2 separate regions of the Homo sapiens genome follow, and region 2 is linked to region 1. Evidence: read pairs that join two places in POLR2A ChIA-PET (ENCODE). Cell type or tissue: PC-9. All regions are shown on one strand.

Evidence for each region. ChIA-PET counts read pairs that join two places held together with the same protein. Peaks named below come from ENCODE experiments on the same cell type or tissue, not always from the same donor. Only the 100,000 strongest peaks of a DNase experiment are listed, where the experiment ranks them.
Region 2: POLR2A ChIA-PET joins it to region 1 with 6 read pairs; 3 of 35 experiments call an interaction of 5 or more read pairs at or near these places.

What each region holds. Positions count from the first base shown.
Region 1 is chr2:236,067,532-236,070,031 of GRCh38, forward strand. All of the region lies in intron 16 of AGAP1 (ArfGAP with GTPase domain, ankyrin repeat and PH domain 1), which reads left to right. Among named protein-coding and RNA genes, the nearest start is that of GBX2-AS1, 99 kb to the right of the region's middle. In PC-9, no CTCF peak of the experiment used is centred here; no DNase peak of the experiment used is centred here.
Region 2 is chr2:236,174,998-236,177,497 of GRCh38, forward strand. The region is part of intron 1 of GBX2-AS1 (GBX2 and ASB18 antisense RNA 1); the gene reads left to right. Among named protein-coding and RNA genes, the nearest start is that of GBX2, 7.9 kb to the left of the region's middle. In PC-9, a CTCF peak has its summit at 1,575; a DNase peak (open chromatin) is centred at 975.

The DNA of each region.
Region 1 (2,500 bases):
TGCCTAGTATTGAGCTAGCCCATTTGAGAAAGTAAAGATGTTTCTGGAAAGACAATCTGATTATTTTCTTAGGAAGTAGTGTGAAATAATCTATGTTACTATGCGCTAGATGATGTGGCCAAGACTGGGAGTAACACGTATTGGAAGAAGAGAATGGGGTCCTGTCTTTTCTCTGTTCTGGGGAAGAAACCTCATCTCTTAACAGACGTTCCGCACATCCTTTCCAGTATGCCGTGTTCACGTGAGGTGAGACGAGGAAGAGCGAGTGTTTTTCACAAGAGTCTCATGGAATCCAAAGAGTAATGACCGTTCCTGGATGTTTTGCATCATGTTCCAAATCATAGCCACCGGGCTGTCAGGGTCAGCCATCCGTCCTGTGCTATCTCATCTGGCAAAGAGAAGGACATGTTGTGTATGTTCCTGTAAGACAGAGTGGCTCTTACTAAAATCAAATAATTGGCTGGGTGTGGTGGCTCACACCTGTAATCCCAGCACTTTGGGAAGCCAAGGCAGGCAGATTGCCTGAAGTCAGAAGTTTGAGACCAGCCCGGCCAACATGGTGAAACCCCATCTCTGCTAAAAATACGAAATTTAGCTGGGCGTTGTGGCATGTGCCTGTAATCCCAGCTACTCGGAGGCTGAGGCAGGAGAATTGCTTGAATCCAGGAGGCAGAGGTTGTAGTGAGCCAAGATCACGCCACTACACTCCAGCCTGGGCAACAGAGCAAGACTCCATCTCAAAAAAACAAAAAATCAAATAGCTAGCGCAGATCACTGTGAAACATCTGATGGTAAAAAACAAAGGTCGTTTTGTTCCATAATATAATAACCCTTCCTGTTGGCCAACTCCCTCTCCTCTCCTCTGGCACTGCTGGTAAGAGTGAAAGTTGGGGAAACCTTCCTGGAAGGAACTTGGCAATATGTGTCAATAGCCTTTAAAATGATATGCTTTTTGACCTAGCAGTTCTTCTCTTAACATTTATCCTAGGCCGGGCGCGGTGGCTCACGCCTGTAATCCCAGCACTTTCGGAGGCCGAGGCGGGCGGATCACGAGGTCAGGAGATCGAGACCATCCTGGCTAACACGGTGAAACCCCGTCTCTACTAAAAATACAAAAAATTAGCCGGGCGTGGTGGCGGGCGCCTGTAGTCCCAGCTACTCAGGAGGCTGAGGCAGGAGAATGGCGTGAACCCGAGAGGCAGAGCTTGCAGTGAGCCAAGATCGCGCCACTGCACTCCAGCCTGGGCGACAGCGAGACTCCGTCTCAAAAAAAAAAAAAAAAAAAAAAAATTTATCCTAAAAACTGAAGGATGTAGGCTAGGCATGGTGGTTCACGCCTGTAATCCTAGCACTTTGGGAGGCCAAGGCAGGCGGATCATGAGGTCAGGAGATCGAGACCATCCTGGTCAACATGGTGAAACCCCGTCTCTACTAAAAATACAAAAATTAGCTGGGCATGGTGGTGCATGCCTGTAATCCAAACTGCTCGGGAGGCTGAGGCAGAAGAATCACTTGAACCCGCGAGGTGAAGGTTGCAGTGAGCCGAGATCACGCTAGTGCGCTCCAGCCTGGGCAACAGCGTGAGACTCCATCTTAAAAAAAAAAAAAGAAAGAAATTTTAAATAAAGCAAAAATTCAAAATAGGCAATTAAATAAATTATTACTTTAGTATGCAAGTAATGCATATAGTTACATTATATAAAATACATGATTTTGTCGTGTACACGTGACAATGCAATGTAAATATACATACGTTATGATGTATAATTGAATATATATCATAAAATCTTACATTTCATATAATGTAATGAATTATATATAATGTATAAATTTTACATGGTAAGTATATGCATTATTTATACATATGAGCATAGCACATGATATAAACAGTGCAACTTTGTTTTTCTTTCGATACAGAGGCTCCCTCTGTCACCCAGTCTGGAGTGCAGTGGCACAACCTCGGCTCACTGCAACCTCTGCCTCCCAGGTTCAAGTGATTCTCCTGCCTCAGCCTCCCAAATAGCTGGGATTACAGGCACACGCCACCACGCCTGGCTAACTTTTGTATTTTTAGTAGAGACGGGGTTTCACCATGTTGGCCAGGCTGGTCTTGAACGCCTGACCTCAAGTGATCTGCCCACCTCAGCCTCCCAAAGTGCTGGGATTACCGGAGTGAGCCACTGCACCTGGAAATGTGATGATGCAGGTGAAAATGTGATTACATGGGGAGATAGTTATGGTATTCTGTTAAAATATTGTGTACCCCAAATTGTTAATTGTGACACTTTCTCTAGGGGATAGGGTTCTGATTTATTCTTATTTATTGCTTATCTTTATTTTCTAATTTTCTGCCATTTTAAAAATTTGGTTAGATTTTTAATAAGCTATCTATGACATCAGAGCCGTAGAGGGCCGGGAATGTGTCATTGACATGAATGGCATGGCTTGCCTTTCACCCAGTGTGACAGTGGTGGCTGACGCCACCCAAGGGCACACTGGT
Region 2 (2,500 bases), 110 kb after region 1:
GCCTCTTTGTTTTTAGATCTGCAATTGTTCCCAGTGCCTCAGGTTCTTTAAGTACACAGCCCCTTCTTGATGATTGCAGAAATAATTGGGAATGGTGACCTCCTTGGCCTTTGAAACCTTTGAGTTTCTTCCATTTATCATGGGAAAAAATACGGAGAACTCAATTTGCATGACTTTGCTGCAAACAATTACATCTCCCTATGGGTGTGGCCTGAAGTTCCCAAGCTTTAGAAAAAGAGGGAACCAAGAGTGAGGTCAGAGAACAAATCCAAAGATCCCAAAGTATTTCCAGCGAGTGACCAAAAACTGCTAGAGTGTGTGTGAAATAAATAGGAACCTGAGGGAATGAGGAGAGAGTAATTCTTTGAGTCACAGTGGGAAAAATCCAGAAAATTGTTGGAATCCAGAATGCTGTCTCTCAGACATTCCTAGAGGACATTTCTGGGTTTTGTAGGAAATGAAAACATTTTGCATGGGGCATGTGGTCCGTGTGTGTGTGTGTGTGTGTGTGTGTGTGTGTGTGTGTGTGTAGCAAGTGTTTTTTTTTTCTTTCTCTCCAAATGATGAACACAGAGTTAAAGAAAAGGTGTTCAGACTTCGCTATCTAGTATTTATTCTGCACAGTGACTTTAAAACACCCCTGCAGGGGGAAGTCATTCACAGGACCATGTGTCATTTCCCTGCGGTTCCTTTACACCCACACATGGAGGCGGGCAATTGCTATCTGCAGGGGACATAGCCATTGACACCAGAAGAGGAGCTGGGGGCTGGTTCTGGGGGGGTCCCGTGTGTGTCAGATGCCTAGTGTGACCAGGCCACAGCACAGCAGCCACCGCTGACAGTGACTTTGTGAATGGGCCTCTTCCAGGCCCTCTGTCTCCCAGCTCTCCCTCTGGGCATGTGAGAAAAACTAGTATGGGTATGGGAAATGAACCAAAGTCAGAAGCTAATCTGGCTTGTCTCCACCTGGACAAACCTGTTCCCTGAAGTCTGTGACAATAATGAACATTGAAGCTTTAGAAAGAGCTGAAACTGATCATGGCTCAGAAAATGACGATGATTGGACTGGATATCATGTGATCAACTTTGATGCCTCCATTGAGTTCAGGGACTTTCTTCTTCCCCTACTTACCCAACCTCATTCCCTCCCCATCTCCTTATTTTATGCAGGTGAGTGTTTTAGAATCTAATTGTTACCTTGATATTCCTAGTCTATCTCTTGGTTATTATTATCAATTTCCCCGTTCTCAAGTTTCTTGTAGACCCAGTTAAAGCACAAACAAGACAATCCTGGAAAGCTTAAGAGATGAGTGACTTTTTAAAGTTTAACTTTATTCTAACCAAAAAAGCTTCACGTTCATTTAATTCCCCATATTCTAAGTTATTTGGAAATTTATACTTTAAAATGAAGTGAACTTTATAATGTAGTTTTACATTATATTTTTAGCTGTCTAACAAGGTTATTTCCTATCTGTAAACATAACTCAAATAAGTACTATAGATTTTATAGTTAATGAGGGAATGGCAGGAAACAGTTTTATTTAAGCCTTCACAATTTTTGAAGTATTAACCTGAAGAGCCTCGTGGGTGTGCAGGGCGCTCAAGCACCCGGAGCGCCCCCTATGCACTGCGTAAGTAATGGCATCCGCAGTGGAGGCTGGCTGGGCTCTGATCCAGGGTAGGACAGGACTGTCCATCCCCAGGGGTCAGAAGGGCTGAGAGGTATGTCCTATAGTTGGACAGGAAAAAGATCTCCAGTTTCTTTTCATTTTAAACATCCAGGCCACCAGAGAAGCCTTTGTCATAAACGATGGGGAAAAAATATCAGACCTCCGTGATTGCTGAAGGTGTAAGAAATACCGTCAGATTTTGGAGGTGATCTTAGAAAATCTGCCTCGGCTTCCTTATAGAATCCATGTAAGGTTCTCCCGGCTCTGCCTCACCCTGAGCAGGTCCCGGAAGGGGATAGATAGGAAGCCGTCGGACGTCTGGGCCTGAGGGTCCTGGGCTGCAGCTGAGGCCACTCCCCATCTGCGGTTCTATTTGCCTAGTGGGCAGGAATCCCCGCTCTCCTCCACCAGCGGCCTGACTGTGTCTCAAAAAGGGGATAATTAATATAGCACGAGTTGATATGGGCACTGGGCACTGAACTCGATCGTGTAGCACACGTGGGCCGGGCGCCTGGCCCAGAGAGGATGCTCAGGAGGGCAGCTGCAGGAGCGAGCACGCTGCAGGGCGCTTGGGGAGCGCGGGCCAGCCAGGGGCGAAAGCCTGTGCTCTCGGAGTGAGAGTAGCCGTGGGAGGGCAGCCTCTGGGCTCCAGATTCTGGGGCATTATTTATTTATTTATTATTAATTGATTAATTAATTTTTGAGACAGAGTCTCACTCTGACACCCAGGCTGGAATGCAGTGGCGCAATCTCGGCCCACTGCAACCTCTGTCTCCTAGGTCCAAGCGATTCTCCTGCCTCAGCCTCCCAAGTAGCTGGAATTACAGGCA